Regions from separate parts of the Homo sapiens genome. Here region 1 is linked to region 2. A link is an interaction called in ENCODE POLR2A ChIA-PET data of the cell type or tissue named here. Cell type or tissue: B cell. All regions are shown on one strand. Links, peaks and the distances in the headings refer to the core of each region. The heading gives the core; the rest is flanking DNA.

The links. Peaks named below come from ENCODE experiments on the same cell type or tissue, not always from the same donor. Only the 100,000 strongest peaks of a DNase experiment are listed, where the experiment ranks them.
Region 1: POLR2A ChIA-PET joins it to region 2 with 6 read pairs; 1 of 35 experiments calls an interaction of 5 or more read pairs at or near these places.

What each region holds. Positions count from the first base shown.
Region 1 is chr6:36,967,426-36,983,921 of GRCh38, forward strand. MTCH1 (mitochondrial carrier 1) reads right to left here. Exons shown (of 12, transcript NM_001271641.2): 2 at 14,163-14,247; 3 at 11,080-11,186; 4 at 10,653-10,730; 5 at 10,209-10,266; 6 at 9,774-9,825; 7 at 8,233-8,292; 8 at 5,227-5,371; 9 at 3,222-3,269; 10 at 2,981-3,048; 11 at 2,614-2,689; 12 at 716-1,549. The coding sequence ends at 1,478. Among named protein-coding and RNA genes, the nearest start is that of MTCH1, 11 kb to the right of the region's middle. RefSeq lists an enhancer at 13,303-13,903. In B cell, for the core only: CTCF peaks have their summits at 10,124 (motif pointing right) and 10,326; a DNase peak (open chromatin) is centred at 10,166.
Region 2 is chr6:36,460,548-36,477,043 of GRCh38, forward strand. KCTD20 (potassium channel tetramerization domain containing 20) reads left to right here. Exons shown (of 8, transcript NM_173562.5): 2 at 9,505-9,710; 3 at 14,242-14,515. The coding sequence starts at 9,551. Among named protein-coding and RNA genes, the nearest start is that of KCTD20, 26 kb to the left of the region's middle. In B cell, for the core only: no CTCF peak of the experiment used is centred there; no DNase peak of the experiment used is centred there; H3K27ac peaks cover 335 bases.

The DNA.
Region 1 (16,496 bases), core at 8,960-11,459, 510 kb after region 2:
ACCAGTGTAGTTACATAATACCCACACAGGCACACTTCTGCGTTCCTGGGAAACAAGGACATGTGAGGTGAAACTGCCTGTGAGTCCACTGTTACTAGGCCACTGGGAACACCCACTTGTGCACAAGCAACACAGGGGCCTTCCCTTTGGCGGGGGTGACTCAGCCCCTACCTGTGGAGGGAAATATGACCAAACCCACCAGACCCCAACTCTCACAAGCCAGGTCACCTCGAGCAAGGGCAGAGAAATACCTGGGGGAACCCAGCTGAGTCTCAAAATATTTGTAAGTTTTGTCTGCTTACAGACTCCAGTGCTGGGCAAAAACCATTTGATGGAAGGGAGGTCTGCCCGTTCTGATGTAACCATGGCCACTACACCAAGTGACTCTTCGTAAAACTTGAAGCTACGTTATCCTCAAATGGTGCTGAGATATGACAGTAAGGGGTGTGAGTGGAACACTTTCTGAAAGGCCTGTCTCCCTGGCAACAGACCTGCACACTGATTGCTGCTGTGGAAACTGACACCCCAGCCTCATCACCCAGTGTCTCCCTGGAGACTGAGCTACACCAAGCTCTGGTACCTACATCTCCAATCTGGCAGCCCCCTGCCCTGCCTCTTTACAGCCCCTTCTCACACCAACAGGAAGGACTTGGAAAGATAGACTCTATAGATAGATTTTTAAACTTACAAAAATAAGAGACGCCCCACAAAAAACTCCAAATCACCAATACATTTATTTGCGGGAGATGAGGTCAAATCTTACCATGAACTTTAAAACTGGGTAGGACTAGAGACACTGATCTGCCCAACCTCTGGGTATTCACAACTGCACAGGTAACCAGATCCTGTACGCGAGGCATCACCATTAAACAGATGAGCATTAGATGAGGAGGACACATTCTGAGTAGTTGCATGATTTCCCATTCAGAGGCAGGTGCTGCCCTCATATCAGAAAAGTAGTGTTGAGAAAAACACAGGCAGAGCCTGGCCATTTGCCTCCTAGCATAGGCCTAGACATGATGGTGGCCACGTGCCAGGGGACCACACCCTATGTACAAAGCAGGAGAATGATGCTCCCAGCTGAGCTGCAGGATGGGCGCTGGGCTGACTGGAGGGGTAGACGGGGTGGGGTCTGACCCCATTAGCCTTTCCCCATCCAACCTGGGCCCCCATAAGCCATTCTCTGGCCCTCTGCACAAGACAGACTCAGCAAATCTGCGAGGTATGGGGATTCTGCCAACTCCCCACCTCGCCTCACCTTCCCTAGGTCTGCCGGGTGACCCAATCCACTGGGTGCAGCCCCACCCCCGCTCAACCCCACATCTGGACAGACACATGGCAAATATGGAACTGAAGCCCGGCTGGGCTGGAGCACATCTGGTTGTTGTTGGGTTGGAGTCGTCTTGCAGGTGTCCCAAGGTGGTCAGGCCTCACCCACGGTGGCCAGGTTGAGACCGTGTTTTTTAGATGATTCAGGTTACTCCAGGGCAAAGCATGATCCTGATGACACCCGGCGGAAAAGCAGGCTGGAGCCTCGGAAGAGCTGGCCCTGGACCAGAAGGAAAAGTAAGGTGAGTGAAAGGGAGGCCACGCTTCCTTGTCCCTCCGAGAGGAAGGCCAGTGTCAGGCAAAGAAGGGTCCAGGAGCTCAAAGACCCAGCTCCGGGGTGGACGGCCTCGGCCTACATCCCTGGAGGGCAGAATCTGCCTGTGTTGAAGCAGAAGGGAGCGGTTCATTTCCTGCCCAGGGGTGTCTTTGGGGCTACTCTGTAGGAGAGCCCTAGAGAGGAGGCTCATTGCCCCTCTTGCTTCAGAGCCCAAGTGGTCTAGGACTCTTTCAGTGCTCATAGGGAGGACGAGACACACTCACGCTGACCAGGGCCACTGGGAAGAACTGCGGCTCTCCTCCCTGCTTCCCTCCCATCTGTCCTCTTCTCAGCCTCGAGGCCACTCAGAGTTCTGGCTCCCTCCGGGCCACTGCCCCATTTCACTGCGAGGCAAATCAAGGCCAGGAAAAGGCAAGGTTCTGCCCTCGGCCAAAGCCTGGACCCCTGACTGCTGGGCCCAAGAGCTCCAGCTACGGAGAGGTAGCTTCGGTACAGAACACGAGAACCCAAGGTTGGTACTGCTGCCAGTTCCCCACGTGGCCCAGCCCCACCCACAGGCTCTCCTGGGCCCAGGAATGTCCTGCAGGAGGGAGGAGTCGGTTTCCAATGCCAGCCGCCCTAACAACCCAGGAACTCAGCTCAACTGGTTACAGACCTCGAATTTTCAGCCCATGTTACTTGAAGGAGAAGCAGTTCTTGGGCTTTACCACCTGCCACCTGGGCCAGAGTTCTCTTATCCTTATCCTAAGAGTCTTTAAGACTCAAAGAAGAAAAGGTCTTGTCTGATGTATAATCTTAAAATAAACCCACACTTAGCCACCTCAAATCCTTTCTGAAATTATGTAAGATGAAAACTTAAATGCCTTATAGATACCAAGTATCTCCTCACAATATTGAATTCCATGAAACCACTTATCTTTGCATGCAATGAAGCATCCACAAAACCATTTCAGCTGAAGGATGTAGCAAAGAACAGGAAAGGCCTCCGCCGTCCAGTGCTTGCTCACCTGCACACTCAGGTACTTCCAGCAGTGAATCCAGGATTTGAACACTGGGGAGTAAGGGGGGAGCCCAGCTTGCAGCCTGCCGGAGAAGGAGAGTGTAGATGCAGAGAACAGTGGAAGACAGCCAGCCACGGGAAAGCCACTTCAAGAAGGAATGCCTTCAGGCTACCACCCATCCACACCCTGACCCCTGACACCACAGTTTACCCCAGGGGGTGCTGGGAAATCCCAGCGGAAGCCAGGGTGCCTGGCAGGCCAAGCCTACACACAGAGCAGGTGGGAGGGGGCAGAGTGCTGGAAGGGCTCGGTGGGTCTCCCCCACCCCACAGCCTTGGTAGGTAGAGTGGCAAGTAGAGGGGCGCACACCTACCCGCAGTTGTTCACAGCCATGAGGTCGCCAACTAGCAGGAAGGGGTAGGTCAGCATGCTCACTGCAATCTGAAACCCAGAGAGGCCTGAGTGCCAGTGACCCACCCCGGCCCAGGGAGCAGGGACACACCACGCCAACACCCTGTACCAAGACCTGCCTCCAGCCATTACCAGGGTTGGCCTCCTAGGCCCCGCTTGGGTCCGCAAGGCAGTGGGAAGGAAGGACAGCTGGCACAACTTACCCCCATCACGAACTTGGTATAGCTCCGGATGGCCAGGGCCTGGCTGAACTGAGGAGACAGAAGGGAAGAGTGGTTTGCCACAGGCACCTCAGGATGCAGACTTCAGCAACACATGCCCTCACCCCACCCTCTGTGCTGAGCTCCTCACAAGCACGCTGCACATGCCTTTCCTGTCAGCCCTCACAGTCACTGCCCAGAGAAGGCCTGGGGGGCAGAAACGGGGTAAGTGGACTGAAGGGAGTCCCGAGAAGGAGACCCGGTAAGAGGGATCAGCTGCCGCTGCCTGTGCAACCCACCGGACTGTGAGCCTCAAGGGCTGAGCCCGTGTCTGCCTGATCAACATCCAGGGCTTGGCACGCAGTCAGTGCTAAGACAGACATGCACCCTGAAACCCAAAGACGAATCCTGGCCTGTGGGGTGAGGTGAGGGCAAGTCCAGGCTTATCGCCACCTCCACCTCAGCAAGCTTTTCCCCCTTCAGACCCCAACTCCTCAAATCCTGCTTTGCTGAAGCAAACAGCTCCTAGTGAGGAAAGGTGACTCCCCCACCCTCAGCTTCCTGTGGAGCGGCCATCCCACCAGATCGATGGCCTGGGTTCTTGGTCAGAGATTTGCTCAGATGTCTGCTTGAGTGGCTTTGACAGCCCGGCAGCCTCACCTCGGCCTTTAAGCCACATACAGAAAAGCACTCGAAAAACACTTTAGACAAATCTGTTGACTGCTGTTGTTGCTGATGTAAGCACGGCAGCCTCTGGTCAGACAGCTGCCCACCTAGATGAGAAACCACTTAGCGGTGCACTCCTGGCCACCCTTGCTCTGTATGTGACAGCAGCAGCTTACCCACCCACAAGGCCCCCCGAGAAGGGGCAGAACTGCAGGAATGTACCACTGTGATTGCAGATGGGGTGGGTCTCTATGGAGCCACTTTAATTTGCTTACATCGAAAGGCCAGTGAAGACTCACCTGCCCAGGTCAAGTGGCCAGTCTCCCTGCAAGCAGAGGCTCCCATCTGGGATGGGGCACTCCTCACCACACAGAACAGACATGTACCACACACACACACATGCTGAACATGACCCCCTTCCCACCCAGGTGATTCTGGCAGACACGTCCCCAGGCCCTCCTAGCCTCCTGGGAGGGAAAGCCACTTCAAGAAGGAATGCCATCCTTCTTGAAGGTGATCCCCACTGTGAGAATGTCTGGACACTGCAATTCCCAGCCATCGCTGCTCCCTACCTCTTATCTTGGTTCAGGCAGAACCAGTCAACCCCTCAGGTACCTGGATGGCCTTCCTCAACAAGTGCTGTGTAGAAGGACCAGGCCTTCCTATGCCTGACCCGACCTGCTGAAAGGTCTATGTATACTAGGCTGTGTAGACCACAGCTAACAAAATAGGAGGGTGTATCGGACTGTACACTTCCTAGCAGATCTGAAAAAACTCAGAGGAATGCACCCTTGGCCTGGCCAGGGATCTAATTCCAGCCCTGTCAGTTCCAGCTGAGTGACTCTGGAGAGCCCAGAGCCTCTCCAGAATTTGTGATCTCTGGGTCTCGATTTCTGTATTGGTAAACGAACATTATACCTGCCCTGTTCCCTTCACAACTAGGATGCCGTCAGATCAAAGGCCATAACGTTCACAAAAGGGTTTTAAAAAGCAAAAGACGTGACACAAAGGTCAAGAGGTGATCACTATTAGCTGGTCTATCTTCTGACTTCCTGAGCCCTAGTTGGGTCACTGCCTCGGAGCAGCCTTAGATAAGCTGGGGTCTGTTTCTAAGGCGCCCAGGGACAAGCATTCCATTAATTCCTCCCAGGTCTGGGTACTAATCTGGAATCTCGCCTCTTGAGGCCGTTCTCCCCTTAGACAAAGATGACTCCAGGGATAATGAGAGGTCCTCTCTCACCCTCCCGGCCTGATGCTGAGAATCCCAGAATCCTTGAGTTTGTCCCAGACCCTGGGCATCAGCAGCACACGGAAAGAAGGACAAGTCCTTGTTCCAACCAACCTGGGAACCTGGATTCTGGTCGTTTCCCAGCCCCCCTGGGGTGTCACTCACGCTGTCATCCACCAGGTAGGCATTGATGAAGTGGGCCAGCAGGTTACAGCCCCACAAGAAAACCACATCGCCCAGGAGGTGAGGGATTAATCCACTAAAAAACAAGGTAAGCAGAGATGAGCAGGAGAGGGAGAGGAGCAGTTCCTGGGGGCTCCACACCCAGGAAGCAGGCAGGGATGTTCCGAGCTCAAAATCTTAGCATATCCAATGGCACAGCCTTAGAAAGGAGGCCTGCAGGGTCCAGCAGCTATGCACACTGGGAAGATAGTGCTCCTTTTCCCATGGGGAGGTGTTCTATGCCGCTTTGGATGCCATAAATTAGCTAATAGTCTCAAGCAGTTTTCAAACCACAGAAGCCAGGGATCAAGATGTGAATACTGCCAAATTTGGAATTTCCAAATGCAGATAATAAGAGTGCCGACGTGTTGGTAATTTTCTCCTGGCCTCTTTACCTAACCAACTCTCAGAAGACACACTGCTCAATGCATCTGTTCTCTTTGCCCCTGAAAATATTCTATCAAAAAGATTCTATGCAAGCATTTACAAGGAGGGCTAACTTTTTAAGTGATGGCCTTTAGGATAAACAGCTCTATAAACTGCTAAGGAAGGTTCCCCAAGATGCAGTGCTGAGGGCAAAAGGCCAGTTTGAGGTCAGTGAGTCCCATGTGCCTCTTGTGTTTTTTACAATGTGTTTGCTTGTTTAGGTACAGAGTGCCCTGGGAGGCTCGCCAGGAGAAGGATGGCTGTCTCCTGGGAGGAGAAGCAGAATTTTTGTTTTTGAATTAAAAAAAAAAATCTTATATTTGAAAAACTCAAAAGAATATATGTAATACATCTATGAAGAGTATTAATAAAAGGAACCTCTGTGAATGCAATTTCTAATCTTGTCGTCCCTGCCTGTGCTCAGATTGACTTTGTGCTATACCCTTTGGTGCTTTCTATGCACTGTAACATGTATGAGTATCACCTGTTCCAAAATCACATGGGGAGAAAGAACCCAAAGAGTAGGCATCTGTTGTGCGGGAATCCTATTCAAACACCAGAAGAGAACTACGCAGTGTGAAAAATGCCAGAGGTGGTCATGTGCAGTGTTTCAAGATGGGTGGCTGTTTCTGTAGAGCAGCCATTGGCTGGGGTCCCGGGGCTGCCCCTTTGGCAGGGCACATGGTCCCTGAGGGCCACAGATGCCCTGCACTTTGTCACCTCACATCCAACTTACTTCACCTCTAAAGAAAGCACATACTGAAAAGACTATGTTCAGAAAGAATAAAGCACAGACAGAACCCAGAAGCCAGGCTTGATGAGTTGTTTTTTGACTTGCTGTTTTAAGGTCTAGGCGGTGACATACATGCTGATAGGTATGTCACAAATGTTGGTTTGTTACCAGGTACATGTGCAAATATATGTATGTATAAATACTTACACATACATATATGTGTGTGTGTGAATATAAATCAGAGTTTCTCAACCTTGGCACTATTGACATTTTGGGCTGAATAATTTTTTTTTTCCCCAAGAGACAGGGTCTCACTCTATCACCCAGGCTGGAGTGCAGTGGTGCAATCATAGCTCACTGCAGTCTCCAACTCCTGGGCTCAAGCCATCCTCCCACCTCAGCCTCCCGGGTAGCTAGGACTACAGGTGCATGCCGCCACGGCCAACTAATTTTTAAAAACATTTTTGTAGAGACAGAAGTCTCACTATGTTGCTCAGGCTGGTCTTGAACTCCTGGCCTCAAGTAATCCTCCCGCCTTGGTCTCCTGACAGCTGCAGAAACCACTGAGACTAATCCCAACTAACTGGGATCACAGATGCAAGCAACGACACCTGACTGAATAAGTCTTTGTTGCGGGGCTGTCCTGTGTACTGTAGGATGTTTAGCAGCGTCTCTGGCCTCTACCCACTAGATGCCAGTTGTGACAACCACAAGATGTCTCCGGACACTGCCGATGTTCCCCGGGGAGCAAAATCACCTCCTGCTGAGAACCGTATATATATTTCTATATCATATACACACACATGCACCTACAAGTAGTCACTAATTGGTTAAACAAGGGGCCATAAATAAAAAACATCTCACAAACCGGAAAACCATGATATAAAGACTTCTTATGAATAATATGGAGCCCTGTATCTAGTACAGCGGATACTGTTGTATACCATGTGTCTACCACGTTTGTGACATACTTATCAGCATGTATGTCACTGCCTAGACCTTAAAACGGCAAATCAAAATACAACTCATCAAGCCTGGCTTCTGTCTGCACCTTATTCTTTCTGAACTTAGTCTTTTCAGTATGTGCTTTCTTTAGAGGTGAAGTACACTGGATGTGACGTGACGAAGTACAGGGTGTCTGCGGCCCTCGGAGACCATGTGCCCTGCCAAAGAAGCAGGTCCTGGGTCCTGGCCGATGGATGCTCTACAGAAAGAACCGCTCAGCAGGACAAGATTTTCTGGCTTTTCAAGAGATGCCAGACATGTGGATTTTTGTGCAACATATCTTAAATGTTAACGGCAACAACTAATTTGTCAGAAAAGCAATGTCAAACAGAATCCACTGGCTGTGGTCAGCCTGTGAGCTTCCAGAGCTCCACCCTCAGTCCAAGTCAGATTTTCAGTCATGTTTTAGCAGTGAGGCCAAGGACTATGCAGTGACTTAGCTCATGAAGACCAGCCCCACACCCACCACAACTGGATGAGGCCCAGTGGGGCTGGTCAGTTCATCTCCCCCATGTACTAGACACACAGTTCCACTTTTACATGAGCCATGGCCTGAAAAGGGCTAAGCAGCTTGGACACGCTATGGAGCTCTGGAGAGCTGGCTGCAGCACTCAGGCTAGGGCAGGGCCATGTAGTGAAGTCCCAGGCCAGCAGCTGCGGTCTGAGAGGTTGAGGACACACCTGTTAGCAGAGCCATGCCCGTGGCCAGTTATGGGGTGTATAAACTCACGTACACGAAGAATCCCAGCAGCCCTTCCTCTTTGAAAATCTTCCCAATGGAGCTCAGCACACCACTGTGAAGAAGGCAAGACAGAGATACAGGGTCATGCAGTCACCTACCAGAAGCCCACCCGTTGGTGTGGGGCTGAGCCCACCAGTTCTGCTCAAATCCAGCCAGTCCTGGCAGGGATGGGGAGGACTATTACCATGAAGAACCAAGTAGAAAGGCAAAGAGCGCTTGTTCAGGGTGAGGAGGAGTTTACACAGTTCATGGAGACTGGGGAAGCCCAACCACCCATGGGAGCAGCCCACTAGCAGTCCTCTACTGGTGTTTTCTGGGAGATAGGAGTTTAGGAATGCATCTCCTAACTTGGGCCACTGCTGCAGAGGCGGCAGGCCCTTCTCTTACCCGGCCCTCACACTTATCTCTGGTTAAACAACCCTCTAGCAGAGGAGCCCACAGGCCCGCCCAAGAGTAAGAGTAGGAGGGGGTAGTAAGCAAAGAGAAGTACTTTCCCAGAGGGCAGAGAAAGAATACAGGGCCCTGCAGGAGGAGGCACTGGAACCAGCCTAGGAGAAGACATCTGGCACTCCTCAGCAGGGAGCCGGGGACTCATGCCCTGGCCACTGCACCCTGTTAGAGATGAGAGGACAAGCTGGATGAGAGGACAGGCTGTGGGTTCTTGGGTGTGAAATGCCAAGGAAGCTCAATAACAACCTACTAACAGAGGGAGCCAGTGGAAGGCAAAGCCCTGGGTAGCCCCGGTCCCAGATCATCCCAGCCCTGCCAGGCCCGGCCCCACCACTCAGAACAGTGGTGGCCAGATTATACCCTTCTGGTCCCAACTACCAACCTCATAATCAGTCTAGGGGAATGGGCCAATTTCCCATTAATGACCCCAAAATGAGGCACCATGGCAGCTGAGCTTCCTGGGATGGTGGCCCCGCAGGACAGCTGCAAAAAACACCGACCCCAGGAAATGAGAATCTTAAGAGAGGAAGGGCAACCCAGGTGTGTCCTTCACACATGCCTCCAAGACCCACCTCCGTGTCAACACATATGCCCCTGGCACCTACCCAGGGCTGCACGCAGCAGATCTAGGTGAGGGTCTGGTACACAATGGAAGGGATGAGCCCCAAGCCCATGGGGTGGATGGCTTCTTCATAGGGGATAAAAAGAGCTATCAGCCTATGAGGGCCGGAAAAATCGTTAGAGCATTACTTCGGGAGTCCAAAAGGAGACCCCAGCTCAGTCCTAAGTGGCAGAATCAGCTCTGGGGCCAGAAATCCTAATCCAAGCTGACTACAATCCCACTCACCCCTCTGCAAAGGCATCTAGGCTCATCTAGGGCTGCCCTTGATAAGAGATGACGAAGAGAAAATGACCCTGGACAGACTATTGAAGCCACTGCCACATTCCTCAGAAGCCAGGCAGCAGGCTGAACTCACACAGCACTAGGGCAGAAAAGGTGCAGCAACCAATCCCAGCACGGCCTGCCCTGGCCGACTCTGAAAGGGTAACAGGGCCACTCTGCCAGTCCCAAGAGTTACCCACCTGTACTTGGCCTCCCGTCCCACAAACTGGACCATGCAGCGCATTGAGATGACTGAGGAAAAAAAAGAAAACACACACAGGTGATGTGGTGGGCCACACTTCATAATGCTCCAGCCACCGGGTGCCAGGTGCAGAGTGGCCACTGAACAACGTGGCCTATTCAGAGAGCAGGAGAGGAAGAGGGCCTTTCGGATTCCCTGTTACACCCCATGACCACAGCATGCCATTTCTACTGCCTGGGAAGAGCCCCACCTCCCTTTGGAAAGAATTCCAATCTCTCCTCAGTGAGGTGGGTTCCAGTAGAATACCCCCAACCCCACTACCACTTCCCAACAGGTCTACGGCTGTCTATGTACAGTCCACGAGGGGGCGCCCCTCACCCCACGCCCCCGACGCCAGCTTAGATACAGTCTCGGGGGAAGGGGGGTGGCTTACCATGCAGGGGGTGGGCCAACATGCGGGACACACACTGCATCATCATCTCGTAGGAGGTCTGGAAGAGAGCATGGGGTGGGGACTCGCCACCCTCGGCCTGTCTCTGGAACTGGCCCTCGAGGGGAGCTACAAGTGCTCAGGAGGGAGAAACCTGTCCCAGGGACTGCACATGGGGTCGGTCTGCCAAGGATGGCTCCACCTGTTGCCCACTCCCCAGTCCCCCACCCAGGAGTGCTGTCGGGTCCCAGGCTAGGCCCAACAATGGCTGAGAAGGCTTTCCGGGGTTCCCGGCACATCCAGGCCAGGGCTTCTTCCCTTACCATCCCACCCATGCATACACAAGGACCCAACTCTTCGACTTGTCAATGACCCGCCCAACTTGGGGGTGAGAAATCATCAGGCTCCCCTCCACGCACCTCTCCCTCTCCAACTCTCAACACCCACCTCCTTCACAACTTTCTTCAGGGAAGTCTTCATATCATCCTTGTTGGAAACCTGCTCAATCTCATCTGGAGGGAAAACCTGAAACAGAGAAGGGAAAGAACCAAGTTCAGCTACGCCTCTTCCATGGAACTCTTCGGGGACTTGGGCGGCAGGAACCAGCTCCAAATATTTCCTCTGCAGTGTCTATTGGCTGGGCCCACCTCAGGTAACCTCCAGGTCTGGAGCTTGGGGGGAAAAGAAAGCCACTATCTGGTGTCACAGCTGTGGGAAAGCAGAACTGTGGGGTGGGAGCTCCCCCATGGGGCTGGAGTGAAGCCCCCAATGGTCTGGGAAGGAGGAGGCAAGACCAGGGTAACTGGCTGCTGCAGGGGTGGCTGGGAGTATGAGGAAACCTCGGGCGACTGTTCCTGGCTTTGTGTGGGCTCACCTTCTTCATGCTACCCCGAGTCACAGTAGAGAGGGCGTTGGACATCAGCCGGGGACTCAGGCCTCGGAACAGCCCTATCTTACCATCCACTTGCACGATGTACTTGGCTGTAAGAAAACAGAGGTGGCAGAGGAGTCACACCCAGTTCAGGGGCACCCACTCCTGGGTCACACACACCCAGACCAGGCTCGGCTTGTCCTTCAGGTAACTGCTGACTACAGGCACAGAAGGTAACATCTGTCCAGGACCTGGAAGCAGTCAGGCCCTAACCCCCAAATGTCTTCTAGCCCATTTCTTTTAGTAAAAGCCTCAAAATGTATTTCTGACAAACAAGTTCATATATTTTCTTCCTTCCTTCCCTCCCTCCCTCCTTTTTTTTTTTTTTTTTTTTTTTGCTTTAAAAACTTTACTTGGCAAACTCAGCCATGATTTCTCAACTCAGCAACTTAAATGCTGCAACACAGAAAACAATTCTGTTACTTAAAAATTACATTTTTCTTGAGGAAAAGAAAATAGGAAAAACAGAGAAACTGCCCGCAGGGAATGATGAAGTCTTCAACCTAAAGGAGGGAAAAAGGAAAAGAAAGGGCTCCCAGAAGACAGGCTCAAGAACGCCCCCTGCACATGCCACGGCCAGGGCAGTCTCCACCCTGTCACTGTGCTACACCCAGGATACCACCTGGCACCAGATGGCATTGATTAGTCAAGGGAAAAACAAGTCTATGGAGAAGTAACTAAAACAGGAGCACCAATGAACAATTCCATAGAATAAACTTAAATGTTATGGAAGCTAGACCCTACCTGTGTGAGTTAGTGTTTCTTTCACTAGGGTCTGTCTTTCTAAGGATACGATTCATTGTTTTCTATCAACATTTTAAACATGTTTTAAATGGCAGGGTGGTATTTTTATAAACCTGTGCATCTGGAAGCTAGCAGAACATTCTCTCAGACAGCATGCTCCCCCTGTTAGACCATGACTTTAGCTCTCTGGCACCGCGCAGAGGCAGGAAGAAGCAAATATGCCTTTTGCTCCTCCGCAGATGTCTGCCAGCCCAGCAATTCAATGTCACAGCTAGCATGGGTTTTTCATGAGGCTGAGAACACCTGTTACCTGTATATGTGATTGCCTGAGATGAGGGTGGGCTGGAAGGAGAGGAGGAGGAGGGGAGGGGATGCTGGGTGACTTGGCAAGGAGCCCTCTTCACAGAGTGAACAGGCAAAAGGAAAATTTGCTTTGGGGGAGGGTGGATCCTAGTGAGGAGAGGGAGCCTCAGGACCTCTGTTTGTGATCCTGAGCAAAACATCGACCCTCTTCCATCTGCCCACCTGTAAAAAAAGAAGGAATAAGGACCGTCATTTCTCTCCATTTCTGAGAGAACTGAGGAACAAGTGAGAGCGGAGGGAGGCGTGCTGAAATGCCTGCAGGGGCCTCTGTGGGTCCCAGGGCCTCCCTCATTCTGGGTCTTTCTGCAGTGCCAGGAAACCCTCTGGGAAGTTCTTTCTTCTACACCAGAGAATGTCATGACAGCTGCAGTACTTTCAGCCATGACAAGTAGAGGAGCAGACACTGTCCACACTGTACCAGAGAGCCAAATGGCGGGTCCCCTCTCTGACTCCAGAGTAGGCCTGGTGTCCAGAGATCCCCAACAGACATCTGCTCACACCTAGATTAAAGCTACATTTATATAAACCAGGCTGGGGGCACACCTGAGAACTCTGCTCATCCTCAAAAGAGACAGTTAAGATGGGGGTCAAGTTCCCTCTGCTCTAAGTCCTTTTGGGAATGGCTGTGTCACATGAATAGAGATGATCTGGGCTCTAACCTCGCCTCTCAGAACACAGCACGTGCAACCAGATCCAGAAAAAGCCCCGTGCAGGGCCGCAGCCATCTGCCCCGGCTGCCTTACCTCTCTGTATACTGCCTCACTACACAATGGTGGGGTGCCTTCCTACTTCTGTCATTCCCCTCTCCACTACGCTGACAATTTTTAAGTAAAAAACAACACAAACACATTTCCTCACAAGATGACACATTCCACCTGGCCCTAGACTCTGCACTCAACAACACAGGGACAAAACTGGAAGAGAAATATGACACCCAATTCTGCCAACAGCATGTGAAATGGAAAAGGTAAGACAGAGGCCAAGCCCCAAGTTACTCAACAGAAAGATAGATTCTGGAGAATATTCTAGACAACCAAACAGGTAAGAGCAGAGGTGCAGGAAACTGGAGGGGATTTGCCTGCAATGGAACTCCAGCTGTGAACACGGAGAAAAAGGGCACATTTAAAGAAGGCCTTCATCATGGTCATCTGGTGAGGGTAGGGACTGGGAGAGGGACAGTGAGGGTGAACATGAAAAGGCCCTGGCCAGACGGCACCTGTGGGCCAGGTGATGGGCAGCAGAGGCAGCAAGGTGGGCTTCTTGATGACAGTTGGGGAGCTTGCAGGAAGGCCTGGGCAGGAGAAGCTGACCTTACTTTGCAGACAAGGGGTGCAGCCAGGCCACAGCAGGTAAGTGGCCCACCCAAACTCACGCAGCACACAGAAGTGAAGCTGCAATTCACTGCACACCATTCTGTAACCAACAGATGGAGACACCAGAGTGAGTGAGCACCACTCACTGCCTGAGGAATGCAGGGGAAACAAGACACCCAGGTGGGATAAAAGAAAAAAACTCAAGAGGACCCCCCGGGCCTCCTGCTGGAGTAGCAGGGCCAGGCTGCTCACAGGACAAAAGGAAATCACCCCCACGCATGTTCCAGGCACAACCCGGGGCAGCAGAAATAATAGGGACCAGTGTCCTAGATTGGCTCCTCTCTCAGGCACCTGTGTCTGTCCCCTCCTGCTGTCTGGGCTGGCAGCTGGCAGCTACAGGCAGAGGAGCTGGACCAAAGCTGTATGGTTCACCTGCTCGCACCCCGACACCATGTCCTCTCTGTACACGCTTAGATCCCCTCCTCCATGCCAGCTCGACTGCGTGCCATGCTGCGCAGTGAGTTCCCCGGGGCCAGCTGGTCCTGCTCCCCACCTGAGGCCTCTTTTCTGTTGGTGTGGGCTTTCCTGCTTGGGAGGCACACTCACCGTAGGTGAAGAAGCTCGGCAGATAGAGGACCTTCCTCCCCAGCACATTGGTCCCAAGGGTGGGGGGCATCGGCTCATGACCCACCTTCAGAATTAACAAAGACAAAGGGACGCTCAGAGTCTCGTGGTGATTCAGCCTCACCACCTCTCCTCACACCTCTTGCCCCCTTTGCTTAACTCTTCTCCCACAAATTCTAATGTGGCTCTTGTTCATGTTTTCCCCATCAAAGCATACCAGAAAGCTCGTCAGTGTCTCTAACCATTGGCAGCACGTAAACTCCCAATCAACAGAAATGCCTGGTCCCAGACACTGTCCAACCACAATCCAAGTCACACCCACACCCCAACATTCTTACATTCAAATCCCAAATATTCCCAGTAGAGAAACCTCCATTTGTATGTACTGCAAACCCTACTCCCATCTCAGAACAAATCTCAGTTATTCTCATCTCCAGATGAAAAACTTCATTCCAACCTCAATTCCAAATGTGGCAATAAGAAAATACATCATACCCAAACCTCAGACAGGTCAGCCATTAAGTCATCTATTCCAAAGTGCACCCCAAACTCAAATTTCTTACCAAATCTACTGCAGACACCTCCATGTCTATTCCTCCCATTCCCAGGCTTAGCAAACTGTTACCTCAAATTCCAGCTACTCCTCAAACATATCCTTAGCTGCGTTCTCACCTCAATCACCCTACATCCCTGTGACAAAACGACCCCCTCATTTCTGTAGGGCTATGATAGTTCTTGCTGTACAGATGCTTCTTATATCTGAAATATTTATTTATTTATTTTTTTTTTTGAGATGGAGTTTCACTCTTGTTGCCCAGGATGGAGTGCAATGGCGTGCTCTCAGCTCACCGCAACCTCCACCTCCTCCACCTCCCGGGTTCAAGTGATTCTCCTACCCCAGCCTCCCAAGTAGCTGGGAATACAAGCACCCGCCACCATACCCGGCAAATTTTTTGTATTTTTAGTAGAGACGGGGTTTCTCCATGTTGGTCAGGCTGGTCTCGAACTCCCGACCTCAGGTGATCCACCCGCCTCGGCCTCCCAAAGTGCTGGGATTACAGGCATGAGCCACTGCGCCCAGCCTGAAATATTTATTAAACCCGCGGGTGGGTGAAGGACCATCCATATCCATGTGAGGAGCAGGAAGTCTCTGTCGAGGGGTGAGAGCCCCTGCTGCCAGGGAGGAGGCAAGGTGTCAAGGAGACCAGCACCTAGGTGGGGAGTGAGAAGGCTCCTTCCTCCCTTGGCAAGGGGCCAGGATACCAGCCCTGTGCCCTCTAAGCAGGCCAGCTGGGCCCATGGACCAGAGCGATTCCTCTGACATGTGGGAGAGGATTTGGCCTGCAGCTGTGGGAGGCAGTAGAAGTGGCAAGTTAGAAAGCGCTACCTTGTAAACTGGATTAGGTATGCTTCCAGTGCTTTTTGGGATCAACCCTGTCCCCTTTTGCCTTTATCAAGCAAGTGCTTTTCAAAGTTCAGGCTATCTCCTATGGATCTGATTCTGAGATGCCTAACAGATTAATGATTGTAAATTTAAAAACTCCTCTATGATGGGGACTGTCTTTAAAAGAAAAAAATTTTGACCCAGTGGAGCAAAGGAGGAAAGGGGTGAGTCAGCTGACCCAGGCAGTGAGTACTTCCCTTCTAGACCTTTTCCCTTCTGGGTTAAAAGCTCCAAGGTTGTTCTGAATTAAGTTTTGTCTTGATCTGTGTTCTCTTAAATACAGGTGGTATTCCTTTATTCCTCCACTCCAAATCGCCACAACTGCTCTTTTGCTGTCCTTATCCAGTTTAGTCAACACTATTTGGGAGTCCCACTGACCCCAATTTCATACTTAAATTTGTAACGTTATCCCATATCCCCATGGCTCCCAAATCTGTTGAATCTATTTTCTTAACTTCTATTGGGTTATCATAGGCACACTGGCTGTATCTCACCCCCATTCCTCCTGCCTTCAAGTTTTAATTATTTGTTCCCAAGTCATTAAACCCAATTTCAACCTCAAATCTGTTAACCCAGTCCTAACTACGGCAAATGCTGTGGCCCTATATCAGATACCAGCAGGGACAGTCTGTCATCTTAAAATCTCCGACTCCCAAACCTGACAGCCACATGCACTAATCTAAGGCACTGCATTCTTACGCACCTAATCTAGACAATCCCCAAATCTGTCACTCCACTCCTGACACCCCCACTCCCAGTAATTTGCCTTTCTGCAAGTTATTACTCTGATTCCCAAACTATACCCATTGAAGATCTTACCCTAATATATGTTACACTCAACACCAGCTGGGTTCAAATCAGACAGGCACCTC
Region 2 (16,496 bases), core at 7,381-9,880:
GCCCACCTCAGCCTCCCAAAGTGTTGGGATTACAGGCGTGAGCCACCGCACCCAGCCTCACAATTAGAACTTAATTTGAACTCAGATTGTAAAATCAACCCCCATCTGGAGGTATTTGATTTAGAGGCTCTGTTGTAGCAATTATTTAAAGAGGAAAGGTGCTAGATGTGCCCATTATCAGCACAGGAAGATTATATGTCCTAGCCCCCGGTCTTCAGCTTGAAATCACATTTCCAGTCCTGTAAAACATACATAGAAATTTTGAAGTGATTTATACCTATAAGGAGCAGCGGCACTGCATGGTGGTAAACAGCATGGACTATGAAGCCAGAAGTCTGGCTCCACTGCTTGTTAGCTGTGTGACTGTGGGAACTTTCCTTAACCTCCTTCTTCCTTCAGTTTTCTTATGTGTAAAATGAGGGTAACAATGGCATCTACCTCATAAAGTTTTTTGAGTATTAAATAATATTTATAAAGTACTTAAATAATATATAGTGCATGATATGTGTTAAATCAATTAAGTTTAAGTCCATCTGGACTTAGGATGTAATGTTTGCAGTAATTTGACATATGAAAGAATCCAGCAGATTAATTTGTGATTCTCATTTAAGATATGTTCTTGAGTAATTTGGTTTAGATTTGATTATTAGTTGAAGAATGCTAGAAAACTTTGCTAAGTTTGAAAAGTGTTGTAATATTTAGGACCTTTTTATGTATACTATACTTATAAGTTTAATTTTTTAAACATCTACCAGAACTTTTTTAAAAAAGTACTTAAGGATTTGCTTGGTAGGCATTTGAAGTGCTAACACAGGAAAAGAGCATCTATTAAACTAAATGTAGTGAAGATGTTTGATGGGAATGCCAAATTTAGGGGATTCATGTTTTATATTTAAACTGGAGGTGGGTACAAGAGTTTTTATTATATGGTTCTTTAAATCTTTTTATATGTAGTACATTAATATTTTTAAATTAGGTAATTAGGCTGATACAGTTATAAAAAAACTAAGGGTCTTTAGACTGTTAATATACTGAATTTAAGGTCTTAATGTAAATCCAAGTAACTCACATAGCCTTTTATGTGCACAAAAGCTGTCTTTCAACGTTAAGTTATATTGACAAAAAAGTACTGTAACTCATATAGTCTTTTATGTAAGTTAAAAGCTGTCTTTCATCTAAGTTATATTGACAAAAACGTACTAAGGGTAGTAAGTTAGGAGTGTCAAATAGAGGAGACAGGAAAATTTATCCAAGCAATTCTAATCTTGTCACCCTGTCATTGTACTTTTATCTGTCAGCTTGTTAGCCTGGCCTGTGATTTGTAGAGAAGGAGGAAGGAAAAGGGAAGTGGAATCAGAGGAGTACGAGCTTTCCTGTGGAATTGTAATGCCTTCTTCTCTCCTGCTTCTCATTATGATTTTCTTCCAAGTAGAAATGAGGAGCAGAAATAGTCCTGTCCACAGATATCCTTTGAATTTTCTGCCTTGCCAAGCTTGTGTAGTTTTTTGCCTTAAATTCTATTTTGTAGGCTATTAATATAGCTTCACCAACTCTCTTTTGGGTATCTGCCCCTTTTCCATCCTTCACCATTTTTCTGTTGTGTTAGTTTCATGTATTTTCATAACCCTTGTGGAGTATGATGATAACAACCCTTCGTAGTCTGTTACATATATAGTTTTTCAAGTCTGTTGTCTTTGTTTATAGGATCCTTTGCCATACAAATGTTTTTAAATGTTTTGTGGTCAGATTTGTCTTTCTCATTTCGCTTTTGGGTTTTGGGTCTTGATTAAAAAGGCCTCCCAACCCCTAGATTGTAATCTCCTGTAACATTCTTGGAAAAGAATATTGTTGTGATTCAGCTTCTCATCTATGAAATGAAAAGACTATACTGAAACAGTAGTTCCCAAACATCGCCAGTCAGTGGGAGATCACTTGAGGAGCGTGTTACAAGTTCAGATTCTCCAGACCCAACTAAAGACTTATTGAATAAGAATCTCTGGGGAATGGGGCCCAAGAAGATGTTTTAACAAGTTCCTCTAAGTGATTCTGATTATCAGCTGGATTTGAGAACCATTGGACAATATGATCACTGAGGTCTCTTCTGATTCTAAAATATCATTTCTGTATTATGTAACTCTTAAATAATACATTATCTCAACAACTAGATTGTAAGCTCTTTGAAGGTAAGCAAGACTGTGTCTTAGGTAATACCCTTTTCTTCGCTGTCAGCCCACTAAGATACTTACTACCTCACTCCTAGACAATTTTAGTAACCTTCTCTTATAGCCCCTCCAGTCTGTCTGTGGTCTTATTTATCTTAAAGCAACATTTTGAACATGACACCTTCCTGCAGAAGCTTTGGCTACAAGACAGAATCCTATTTTACCTTATAATCTAAGTGCCTCTGTAAACTAGCCCCAACTTTTTGTCTTTAGCTTTACCCAAGGGAGTGTGTACAATTATCTAAGCTGTGCTTTATACAGCTCCTTAGATGATGATGTGCATGGTCTTCCCTGGAATTGTATGATATGGTGGTAACCTTGACTTTTCCCACCCTTTTGCATTAATCCTTCACTCTAGCCTGATTGGTTTACTTTCTTTCTCTTTCATATGGTAATAAAGCCTTGTTTATTCTTATTTTCCTGCCAGTTATTTGTCATTCATCTTGCCTGGAATGCCCTTTTTCCCTTTTCTGTATCTAATCTCTCCATATTAATAGCTACACAGTGGAGTATTATGCAGACATAATAAAGAATGAGGAATATGTGTATGAACTCCCATGGAGTGATTTCCAGGATATACTGTTAAGTAATATAACAAGGTACAAAATATGGTATTTTATTTGGTAGAATATGGTATTCTATCTTTTGTATAAGAGAAAAAAGGAGTTAAGAATATATGTATATGTACACACATACTTCCTTATGTCTGCAAAGAGAAACATTAAAGATAAACTAACAAAACCAATGCTATGGTTTGAATGTATATGTCCCTCCAAAATTGTTGTGTTGGAACTTAAACCCCCAAGGTGATACCATTAAGAGGGGAGGCCTTTAGGAGGTGATTAGGCCTTATAAAAGGGAATTGAAGGAACCTAGCTAGCCCTTCTCCTTCCATCATGTGAGGACGCCTGGATGCCATCATCTTTGAGGAACAGCCCTCACCAGATACCCAATTTGCCAGCACCCTAATCTTGCTTGGATTTCTCAGCCTCCAGAACTGTGAGAAAAGAAATTTCTGTTCTTTATGAATTACCCAGTCTCAGGCATTTTGTTTATAGCAGCACAAATGGACTAAGACAACTGGTTATCTGTAGGGAATAAATAGGAACAGATTGAGAGGGAAAAAGGGGAAGGACAGAGACTTCTCTGAACATTCCTTTTTTATGAGTCTTCAACTTCGGAACCATGTAAATGTTTTACATATTCAGGAAATACATTTTAAAAATAATGGGAAAATGCTATGATTGAATAAAAAGAGAAACAAAAGAACCTACCTTACAGAACATATAGAGAAAAAATACACAGTAACTTTTGAATATAGCATGCTGACTGTACATCCTTAGTGGGATATGCTTTAAGGACAAAAAGAACTGCTCCCTTGACCAAAACACCTAAACTTAGTAGGTTTATTGTTACTAGTAATTTGACATTATAATTCTGAAACTAGTCTATGAACCAAGAATTTCAATGTGAAGGAAAAGATACACTAATATAAAATGAGTTAGGAAAAACCAGTATTAAATTTGAACTGAAAACATCAGTATAAACTCTATTTATGAATGAATGAGAGAGACTGGGTCTTGCTCTGTCATGGGTTGGAGTGCAATGGCATGATAATGGGTTACTACAGCCTTGACCTCCCAGGCTCAAGTGATCCTCCTTCCACAGCCTCCTGAGCAGCTGGGACAACAAGTGTACACCATCACACACCAGCTAATTTCTTATCTTTTGTAGAGACTCAGTACTTTCGGAATATGATAGCCTCTTACTGTGAGTTCATAATAGTCCTAGAAGGAGGTCTTGTAGACATTTTAGATTTTCCCCATCCCCCTCTGTTTCCCCTCCCCCAAACTTCATCCCATTTTAACCTATTCCCAGAAATTCTGGGTGTCACCAGAGAGCATTATGTGCAGCAAAACAGAAAACCTGCTTAACAGAAAACATTAGCAGAGTTCTCATTAGCATGCATAAAGAAAAAGCACAATGGAACTAGACCAAGTGGTTTTCACATAAGAACAGACTGGAAGGGCTAGGATTTTTCAGTTTGGAATGAAGGTTTGGCAAAGATATAACTACTTCTTAAGTTTGATTATGGGATATGGGTTAAGGGCAGATTAGCTTATTTACCAAATTCTGTGGCATCCTACTTCATTTTCACCTCCCACCTCCTACACAGAGTGGAGATACGGTCCTAAGTATAAACAAGGGTACTGCCTTTTGAAAGATCATGTCCTTGCACTATTAACGGTATGAAATGGTGGCTCACGCCTGTAATCCCAGCACTTTGGGAGGCCAAGGTGGGTGGATCATGAGGTCAGGAGATCAAGACCATCCTAGCCAACATGATGAAACCCCGTCTGCACTAAAAATACAAAAATTAGCCGGGCGTGATGGTGCATGCCTGTAATCCCAGTTACTCAGGAGGCTGAGGCAGGAGAATTGCTTGAACCCGGGAGGCAGAGGTTGCAGTGAGCTGGGATCGTACCACTGCACTCCAGCCTGGGCAAGAAGGGTGAGATTCCGTCTCAAAAAAAAAAAAAAAAACAGTATGCAAGCATTATGCTTTTGAGATACATCAATATTATTGCCCCCATGCCATTCCAATTAGTTTTTTTTTGTTTTTTTTTTTTTTAATCTGAGTAGTTCAATGGTAGGATATTGAATTTATTTAAGGGAATAGTGATCTAGGTAAATATCTTGTTTTCTTCAGAAATAATTGATTAGGAGAAATTGCAAATAAGAAAATATATAAATTTATTATCTACAGGCTGTTGTGTGGATTCATACTCAAGATGATTGTTCTAGAGAGAAACCAGTACATTCTTTTTTAGGTGCAAGGAATATGTAGAGATAATTCCACTATCAAAGACTGTATATACATTTTCCAAGATGGGGAGATGATGGTGATAAAACTATTTTGCTGTTCCAGGTCAGTAAAATCAAGACTTAACAAAATATGGGCCTTCATGGGAGGCCTGTGAAATAAATAATAAAATATATACTCTTAAAATATATAGCTCCTCAGAGTGTATAAAATGCTTTCACAGAATGTATGGAAGTGAAGCATGAACTGGCTTGCTGGATGTTTTCTTTGCTTCACAGCTGTATATTCTGGGTTCCATTATTAATATACATTTTAACTCTTGCTGCCTTTCCAAAGCAGTCTCTTCAGTTACTGTTAAGCTATAACAGGGTGGTGAACCTCTGGTTCTTGCACATTGCTGTGACCTTCAGAGTTGTGTTGACCAAAAAATAGTTTTGCAGCAATAGAGAATTATATTGTTGTTGAAGTGTTTTGTTTCTTTTCTTTTTTTTTTTTTTGAGATGGAGTCTCTCTCTGTCACCCAGGCTGGGGTGCTCTAAGCTCACTGCAATCTCCGCCTCCTGGGTTCAAGCAATTCTCCTGCCTCAGCCTCCCGAGTAGCTGGGACTACAGGTGCACACCACCACACCCAGCTAATTTTTGTATTTTTAGTAGAGACGGGGTTTCACCATGTTGGCCAGGATGGTCTCGATCTCCTAACCTCAGGTGATCCGCCCACCTCAGCCTCCCAAAGGGCTGGGATGACAGGCATGAGCCACTGGGCCTGGCTGTGTTTTGCTGCTTTTTTTCTCTTTTTTTTTTTTTTTGAAACAGGGTCTTGCTCTGCTGCTCAGGCTGGAGTGCAGTGGTACAATCACAGCTCACTACAGCCTCGACCTCCTGGGCTTAAATCATCCTCCCGCCTCAGCTTCCCAAGTAGCTGGGACTACAGGCATGCACCACCATGTCTGGCTAATTTTTAAATTTTTTTTAGAGATGAGATCTTACTATATTACCCAGGCTGGTCTTGAACTCTCAGGCTCAAGAGATCCTCCTGCCTTGGCCTCCCAAAGTTCTGAGACTACAGGTGTGAGCCACTGCGCCTTGCCTTTTTTTCTTTCCTTTTTTTTTTCCCCGCCTTCAATCTGTTCTGAGGACGAAGATTCATTTGGGGGATGGCTACAGAAGTGAACCAGGGTAGGCAATGAAAATATCATTCAAAGTTGAATGAAGCGTCCATGCTGGAAGGGGAATAGAACCTTACTATTATATTTAAACTGCCTGCTCTGGTTTGTTGAAGAACTTGGTATCAGTTTGCTTCTTAGGTTTCATAAGTCAAGAGATTTTTGTTCCATCATTCTGGGATTTTAGAGGAAATAGAGTTTATAGGGGACTTTGGGAAATGCTGGGTTCGGTGATATCTGAAAGTATGTGCCATTAAACATTAATCCTGGGCTGGGTGTGGTCGTGCACACCTGTAATCCCAGCACTTTAGGAGGCCGAAGCGGGTGGATCACCTGAGGTCAGGAGTTTGAGACCAGCCTGGCCAACATGGTGAAACCCCGTGTCTACTAAAAATACAAAAATTAGCAGGGCGTGGTGGTGGGTGCCTGTAATCCCAGCTACTTGGGAGGCTGAGGCAGGAGAGTCGCTTGAACCCAGGAGGTGGAGGTTGCAGTGAGCTGAGATGGTGCCATTGCACTCCAGCCTGGGCAACAAGTGAAAGACTCCGAAAATCCTTCAGGATTTTTTTTTTTTTTTTTTTTTTTTTTTTTTTTTTTTTTGAGACGGAGTTTCGCACTTTCGCCCAGGCTGGAGTGCAATGGCGCCATCTCTGCTCACTGCAACCTCCACCTCCCAGGTTCATGCCATTCTCCTGCCTCAGCCTCCCGAGTAGCTGGGACTACAGGCGCCCCCACCACGCCCGGGTAATTTTTGTATTTTTAATAGAGACGGGGTTTCACCGTGTTAGCCAGGATGGTCTCGATCTCCTGACCTCGTGATCCGCCCGCCCCAGCCTCCCAGAGTGCTGGGATTACAGGTGTGAGCCACCGTGCCTGGCTCTGAAGGATTTCTTGAAAAAAGAAATTCTGAAGCCAAATCCATTTGGGAAAACTCTGCAAACTGAATCCTCTCTTGGAGTTCCATAGTACGCTCTGATCTTACTCGTCAAAGCATTTGTTTGTTATAAACAACTTAAATATTGATAGGGAGGAGAGTAAAATTGTATTAATAGAATATTATACAGCCCTTAAAAATGAATGAACTAGATCTCAATCTTCAATCATGGATGGTTCTCAAGAACATTTAGAAAAACATTACAGAATGAGAATGAGGCATATAGTATATAATTTGTGTGTTTTTTAAAAACTGTATGCTTTCCCCAGTATATCTGAATAATAAACATGCATTTTAATAAAGTCTGAAAGGATTCATCCAAGCAAGTAATGATAGTTACTTGGAGAAATGACTGGGATTAGGAATGATGATCAAAAGGTCCTTTTTTGCATTATCTATAAGGTTTGAATTTTCTTAGGAATATATTTGTGTATTACTTATAATAAAAATTAATTAAATGCAAATACCTGTTAAGTGCTGAGAAAGTTACTTTATTTTCCCTCCGTGGTGATACCTACCCTGCTAAACTCCAAGTACATCCATTTATTAGTTCACCATATACAAATTAAACTGATTTTGGAGCCCTGGTTTTATAAACTAGGACATTTTTTATACCATGATAACAAAACGATTTTCTTACATTATGAAGATTAAATTAAGTGGCTTATACAGTCTAGTCCATACAAGTTCTCAAGAAGCAGGCTCAGTCAAGCTTATTGTGTGTTGGTTCAAGAGATCTTTTCGAGTGCAACAAAGAGAAGTTTGAACTTGGTTCTTGAGCAGCTGGAGGAGCTGTAAATAGATTGGAATATTATGGTTCAAAACCAGTTAAGATTAAAGAAGCAGACCGTCTTTGGTAATGTTCTTTCCAATTCCATGGACCTTGTTCTTTATCTTATTCTGTAGACTTGATTTTGACATCTGAGCCACACTTGAAGGCATTGGTGGTTCTGTTTGACTTTACCAATCACCAAACATCAATTTTAAATGGCTGCATTTTCATAATATAAATACTTTATTTTTAAGAAAGGATAATTGTGAAAAAAGCTGTAGTCACATTGAAGGTTTTCTATCAATACATTCACTTTATTCCTTCAATTTGCTTAATAAGAGCCATTGTCTGAGAAAGATTTCATCAATTGAAAGTATCTCTTTAGCATGATTTATTTTCAGGCATATTCCTCTATCCATCCTATCAAAGTGGTCATTTTTACATTTCATCTAAGTGAAAACTTGGATCAGGGCATAAACTGATCAATTTTATGCTAAAAATATTTTAATATATGTTATGAAGGGATTCAAAATTTCATTTACATTACAGATATTATGTTTATTTTTTATAGATGTTTATTGGCACCTACCACATGCTTGGTATGCCAGGAAATTCAGAGTATTAAAATGCATTACTGCCCTTAGTGAGCTTCCTGTTTCCTAAAATATTAAGCATGTAATCCATATGCATACAAATTACTGGTGATTTAAGATGATTCTTCCACCAGAATGCCAGTGGAAATTTGTACAGTGTAAACTGTGAAAGTGCTAAGTAGAGTGAACTTCAGAAATATTTTGAGTAGCCGCCATCGAGGATGGAAGGGTTGCAGGGCGTGATTAACCAGCAGAAAGTTATGAGGCCCCCTGTGTGGCTGCTGTGGCATCTCCATCCTGCCTCATCACTGGGGGTCTTGCACGTGGCAGTCACATAGTGTGTGTTGTTCATGGGGACTCTGCACTGCTTTCGAGAGAGATGAATGACATGATTAGCTTTATAGCCAGTGTGATTTTGAGGTGGGGTTTCGGGATTGAGCATAAGGTATACAAAGTGAAAGAGAGAAAAGGGGAGATAAAAAGGAGAACTTGAGCTCTACAATCAGAATTAGCTTTTTTCTTCAGCTCAGATGATTCTCACACTGGCTTTAAGGTTGTGATTGTTTTTTAATTTCCTGGTGCTTAATTGTTGCAACAGTGTATGTGTCAATTTTAAAAAAACATAGGTTTTCTTTAGTTGAAAAGTTGGACTCTCTGCTGCCCTATGTCTCTGTAATATGAATACCACAAAATTATTGTACCACCATTTAATGTAGAATTGATCAAGAATGTGACCAAAGTCAGTGAATTTGATGTCTGTTCATGGATAAAATTATTCCCTGGTAACAAGTTTATCTGCATTCTTAGTAATTTGATAAAGACCATTTAAATCAGCCTGATTCCTATCGATATAAAAATCACAAAAATGTTTAAGATGCCTATTTCTCCTGAGAACAGGAATGCTAGCTGTCAGTTTTCTAGTTTTGCTTTCATACCATGGAATTCCTTAGAAATCTGTTTTGTGAGTTCTAAATCATGCATATTCCTGTGTTCCAGGATTTCTCTCTGATCAAACGGACAGTTCAGGACTCAGAATCTAAGGATGAATGTTCACCGTGGCAGTGACAGTGACAGGTTATTGCGGCAGGAGGCCAGCTGCTTAGTGGATGATACTTTAGCTGTAGCCCAAGAAAAAGAAGCAAACAGCCTGGCTTCATCTGGTCCTCATAATCTTACTTATCCTCTAGGTCCCAGGAATGAAGGTACAGTGATTAACTCTTGACTTAATTTGGGGGGCTTTCCAATACTAGAGCATCTACTCTACCCAGAAGGCATGAATGTTTTTAATCTAAATAAATTATCCAATTAATTGCTTAGCTTGCATGTCACAATTACATAAAGCTGACCTTCACAGAAACTCTCCACTTATTTAATCAGTCTAGCACATCTAATATGGTGATAATGGTATTAAAACAAACAAACAAAAACAGCCACAGGTTTGGAGTCAGAAGACATATTCAACTTCTAGCTCAGCTGCTTATTAGTTGTAACCATGGATGAGATCCTCAGTCTTTCTGAGCCCTGCTTTTTCTTTACTTTATTTTTTATTTTTATTTTTATTTTTTGAGATGGGGTCTCACTCTTCACCCAGGTTGGAGTGCAGTGGCGCGATCTTGGCTCACTGCAGCTCTGCCTCCCAGGCTCAAGTGAGCCTCTCACCTCAGCCTCACGAGTTGCTGGGACCACAGGTGGGTACCACCACACCCAGCTAACTTTTTATATTTTTGGTAGAGACAGGGTTTCACTATTTTGCCAAGGCTGGCAAGCCTCACTTTCTTAATCTAGAAAACAAGGCTATTAATATTCTTCCTAGGCCCGGCACGGTGGCTCACGCCTATAATCCCAGCACTTTGGGAGGCCAAAGCAGGTGGATCACTTGAGGTCAGGACTTCAAGACCTGCCTGGCCAATGTGGCGAAACCCCCATCTCTACTAAAAATACAAAAATTAGCCGGGCGTGGTGGCAGATGCCTGTAATCTCAGCTACTTGGGAGTATGAGGCACAAGAATCGCTTGAACCTGGTAGGCGGAGGTTGCAGTGAGCCAAGATCACACCACTGCGCTCCAGCCTGGGCAAGAGAGGGAGACTGTGTCTCAAAAAAAAAAAAAAAAATTCTCCCTACCTCACAAGGCTAGTAGATTAACAAATTAATAGATGTGAAAGATCCCGATAAACTGAAATTCTTTTTAACTTTTAATTAAAACAATAGCACCAATAATAGCAACTACCATTTATCGAACATTCACTGTACTAGGAACTTTACATACATTCTTTAGATCAGGGGTGGCAAACTGGTCAAATCTGTCTACCTGTTTTTGTAAATAAAATTTTAATGAAACAGCCATCATGTCCATATTGTCTATGGCTGCCTTCCTGCTACAGTAGTGGCAGAGACTGACCACAAGCCTAAAATATTTACTTTGTAGCGCTTTATGGAAAATTTGCTGACTCTACTCCAGATTAGTCCTTACAACTATTATCCTTGTTTTACAGATGAGGAAACTGAGGCTTAGAAAGCTTAGGTAACTTGCTCAGGTTCACATTGCTAGGAGGTAGTGAGCTGAGATGATTTCTATATGTGTATTAACTGACAGAAAAGCCTATGACTGCCGCTGAAGAGTACACCATTAGGGAGAACTTGTGCAAGGAGTCTGTTTTCCTACTCGCCCATTTAAGCAGGATAGAACCTGAGGTGTCTTCTTTGGGTTTCGGAATAAACCCATTTTAATTGCTTCATTATTGGGGAGAAATCAAGCATTCTAAAGAACTGAATTAGTAATTCTGGTATCTATTTCTTTTTTTTTTTTTTTTTAGACGGAGCCTCGCTCTGTTGCCCAGGCTGGAGTGCGGTGGCGCGATCTCGGCTCACTGCAAGCTCCGCCTCCCGGGTTCACGCTATTCTCCTGCCTCAGCCTCCCAAGTAGCTGGGACTACAGGCACCTGCCACCATGCCCGGCTAATTTTTTATATTTTTAGTAGAGACAGGGTTTCACTGTGTTAGCCAGGATGGTCTCGATCTCCTGACCTCATGATCCGCCCGCCTCGGCCTTCCAAAGTGCTGGGACTACAGGCGTGAGCCACGGCGCCCGGCCCAGGTATCTATTTCGTTTTTAATAAACAGCACCTCACGTGTGAAAGCCTATCCTGGTGATCAAAGTGGGTTGCCTGTGGGTTACCTGGTGATTGCCTGTGAGTTACCTGGAAGCGTAGCTTTTGGTGTGCAAACATGAGACCACATTGAAAGTTTATGAGAAGCTATGGGATGGGAACTCTAAATAGGTTTTTGATCTAGATTTTTGTTGCCTTTTATCTACAAACAAATGGGAAAAAAACTAAGTGTCCTCTACCCAACAATTTATTTGGTTGTCTGAGTGTAGGAAATCAGACTAATTTCCCAGAGGTCATGGGCATTAATCATGTTCCTGAATTTGTTTACAAATTTTATAAACAAGAGGAATGGGAGTAATTCAGTTGTATTGATAACTTTTTTTTTTTCAAAAAGGGCTTGAAGAAAAGATAGAAAAATGTTAACAAATCTTGCCAAATGTATGTAGGTGATGGGGCGTATGTATTATATTAAGTTTGTGCTTCCCTATGTTTGGAATTTTTCATTAAAAAACTTTTTTTTACATTAAAACAAAATAGGGCTGGGTGTGGTGGCTCACACCTGTAATCACTTTGGGGAGCCAAGGTGGGCGGATCACTTGAGGAGACTGCCTATTTAAAAGAACCCTTTGGTAATCCTTTGTAAATACTTACTTCTGATTGTCTTCTATATACATCCAGATTTCATATATCTAGTTTTAAGCCTGTTTTGTATCATGCAGTATTTTACATATATATATAATTTTTTTTTCTTTTTTGAGACAGAGTCTTGCTCTGTTGCCTAGGCTGGAGTGCAGTGGTACAATCTTGGCTTGCTGCAACCTCCACCTCCCAGGTTCCAGAGATTCTCCTGCCTCAGCCTCCTGATAGCTGGAATTACAGGCACCCACCACCACTTCTGGCTAATTTTTTTTTTTTGAGACAGAGTCTTGCTCTGTCACCCAGGCTGGAGTGCAGTGGCGCGATCTCGGCTCACTGCAAGCTCTGCCTCCCGGGTTCACACCATTCACCTGCCTCAGCCTCCTGAGTAGCTGGGACTACAGGCACCCGCCACCACACTCAGCTAATTTTTTGTACTTTTAGTAGAGACGGGGCTTCACCATGTTAGCCAGGATGGTCTCGATCTCCTGACCTCAGATGATCTGCCCACCTTGGCTTCCCAAAGTGCTGGGACTACAGGCGTGAGCCACCGCACCCGGCCTATTTTTAAGTGCTCTCACGTCCTTAATTTCAGTTTATAAGTGAAACAGCCCTGTGAGGTATATGGAGTGAACATTATTTATCCTCAATATAGATGATGGACCAGGTAGAAAAATTAAATAAATTAACTGGCCAGGCGTGGTGGCTCATGCCTGTAATCCCAGCACTCTGGGAGGCCAAGGCGGGCGGATCACGAGATCAGGAGATAGAGACCATCCTAGCTAACACGATGAAACCTTGTCTCTACTAAAAAATACAAAAAATTAGCCAGGCATGGTGGCGGGCTCCTGTAGTCCCAGCTGCTCGGGAGGCTGAGGCAGGAGAATAGCGTGAACCTGGGAGGCGGAGCTTGCAGTGAGCTGAGATCGCGCCACTGCACTCCAGCCTGGGCGACAGTGTGAGACTCTATCTCAAAAAAAATAAAAAATAAAAAAAGGAAAGGAAAGAAAAATTAAATAAATTGCTTAAAGAAAACAGCTTTTTGGTGATACTAAGAAACAGATTTCATGAATGAATCCTAATGCCATTTGCACTGGAACTTTTCTGCTGAGAGTAAGACCTGCCGTTTTGAAAAAATAGTGTAGGTGATGTTAGGATTCTCCTGTACATAGTGAAAATGCCTTTTACTGTGAATTTCTAGGAAAAGTAATATATTGGAAAATTAAAGACTATCATTATCCCTTCTGAAAAATAAAATTTTGTTTTGTTTTGTTTTTGTTTTGTTTTGTTTTATTATAAGTTTTAGGGTACATGTGCACATTGTGCAGGTTAGTTACATATGTATACATGTGCCATGCTGGTGCGCTGCACCCACTAACTCATCATCTAGCATTAGCTATATCTCCCGATGCTATCCCTCCCCCCTCCCCCCACCCCACAACAGTCACCAGAGTGTAATATTCCCCTTCCTAAAATTTTAAAACAATTTTGAAGAATCTGAAAATGAATAGTTTTGGCACATATTAGTAGCAGGTTCCTTAAATAAAACACGGGAAATATAAAAGTATTATTTAGCAATAGAAGTGAAAACAAGTAAAAAGTGATTGCCTCTGAACCAACACCAGGGAAGGTATAGGGAATAGCAGGGGAGACTGCTGGGCCTCCACATAAATTCTTCTCTACTGTTTTTCTTAACCATATACATAGTTTACTTTAGAAAATTTAAATAACGTTCAAGTGTGGGCATCCTGCCTTCATCCTCTCCCTCCCCCAACCCTCACATGTACATGGAAGAGATCCAATATAAGTCTCTAGTTTTTTTGTTTGCTTGCTTTTTACTTGCTGTAGGCAAGAGGTTTTTTTTTGCCTGTGAACATCTAAAATTTGGGGGTTTTTTGTTTGTTTACTTGTTTTAAAGAAGACAGGGTTTATTTTTCTCTCAAGGCTTTTGCTCTCAAGTTGTTTTGGTTTCTTTGTATGTTCTTTTAGACCTCTCACTTGACTATGCCTCTCAGCCAGCAAATCTTCAGTTCCCTCACATAATGCCCCTTGCTGAAGACATCAAAGGTTCTTGCTTCCAAAGTGGGAATAAACGGAACCATGAACCTTTTATTGCTCCAGAAAGATTTGGAAACAGTAGTGTGGGCTTTGGCAGTAATTCCCATTCCCAAGCACCAGAGAAAGTGACGCTTCTTGTAGATGGCACACGTTTTGTTGTGAATCCACAGATTTTCACTGCTCATCCGGATACCATGCTGGGAAGGTAACTGATGATAATTTTCTTCCAAATTCATTCTGTTCTCTATAAATAAAAATACCTGCTGTTTATCTTGCATTAGATATAACAGTAAAAAGTATTGTATAGGTTGGGCGCGGTGGCTCACGTCTGTAATCCCAGCACTTTGGGAGGTCGAGGCAGGCAGATCACCTGAGGTCAGGAGTTTGAGACCAGCCTGGCCAACATGGTGAAACCCTATCTCTACTAAAAATACAAAAATTAGCTGGGTGTGGTGGCGGGCACCTATAATCCCAGCTGCTACTTGGGAGGCTGAGGCAGGAGAATCGCCTGAACCTGGAAGGTGGAGGTTGCAGTGAGCCGAGACTGCACCATTGCACTCCAGCCTGGGTGACAGAGCAAGACTCCCGTCTCAAAAAAAAAAAAAGCATTGTATTATTTTTCTGCCCTCATACATTTGTGAAAGGGAGGGCAAGCTGGTAAAAGCCTAATACATGTTGGTATTTCGGGGTGGGGAGAGTACTTCATTTACAAAGCCAGTATAGTAAAATGAGCCCCACAAAAGGAAATAAAATCTATTTGGAAACTATGAAAAAATAACCTGCTAAATCTCATTCTCTGCTCCTCTACAAATTCACTCTAAGTAATGTTTTCAGAGTTTCACAGGTCAAAGATGTTGGGGGTAAGGTGAGACCTAAATCTTGCTCCCTTTTTAAAAAAAAAAATAACAGTATTAGGCAAATGTTCTGCATGGCACAAGAACAAAGCTATTTTACTGAAAAGCATTTCCCTGCCATCTATTGCAAGTTTTATGCTTGGCAACAGATGCTATACTGTCATTTTCTAATGCCTTCCATTACTATTCAAGTTTTTTGAAATGGAATCTTTAAATAGAATCTTTAAACCTAGTTGTTTTGTTGTTTGTTTCATAATTGCCCTCTTTATTCTTCATGGTCCATTCTCTGTGCTGCTTCATTCAGATTTATCTCCTCTTAACCGTCTCTGGCCCCCAGAGTTTTAGGGTTAGAGTTTAGGAAATGGAAATAGCCTACTAAGGAGGAACACTGTCCAGGAAGGAGTCTCAGAGCCTGGGCTAGGAGTAAAGAGATTGTCTTTCTGGCCAACCATAGACCTTAACCTAAGGAAGAGCAAATTGGGATAAGAGTAAAAATAGTAATAATAATGATATTATACATGTAGATTTGGCTTTTGATCATTTTCATCTACTTAGAAGTAGATTTTATTTTGTTTAGAGATCTAACTCAGGACTTTGAATTAATTAAACTGAGTTAGAAATTCGAATTGATCACACTAATTTATTGAATTCTAGGCTAAATAGAATCCAGCCATTCAAATATATGTGTATTTGAACATATAAATTCACAGTGAACCATTTTTTTTTTTTTTTTTTTAAGACAGAGTCTCACTCTGTCACCAAGGCTGGAGGGCAGTGGTGCAATCTCGGCTCACTGCAACCTCCACCTCCCGGGTTCAAGCAATTCTCGTGCCTCAGCCTCCCAAGTAGCTGGGATCACAGGTGTGTGCCACCACACCCGGCAAATTTTTGTATTTTTAGTAGAGATGGGGTTTCACCACGTTGGTCAGGCTGGTCTTGAACTCCTGACCTCGTGATCCGCCCACCTTAGCCTCCCAAAGTGCTGGGATTACAGGCATGAGCCACTGTGCCTGGCCACAGCGAACCACTTTTTAATTAGAACCAAACCTGTCTACATATTTCTTAAACATCTGAATTAAGATAAAAGTAGAACATTAAAACATTTTCCAGACTGGCCCTCTATTTTTTATCAGGTTTGACTTCCTGTTCTCAGTTTGGGTATTACCATCATTCCCACCCCCTGAAAAAAGTGTTTCTCAGTGCAGGCTGGCTGTTTTAGGTATGTTGCCTCTGAAAGTAGTGATCAAGAGAAGAAAGGCAAATGTTTTCTGGGTAACAGATTCTTGGGTGACACTGGTTTTTTGAATCTTGGAATGGGTTGTCCCATGAAGA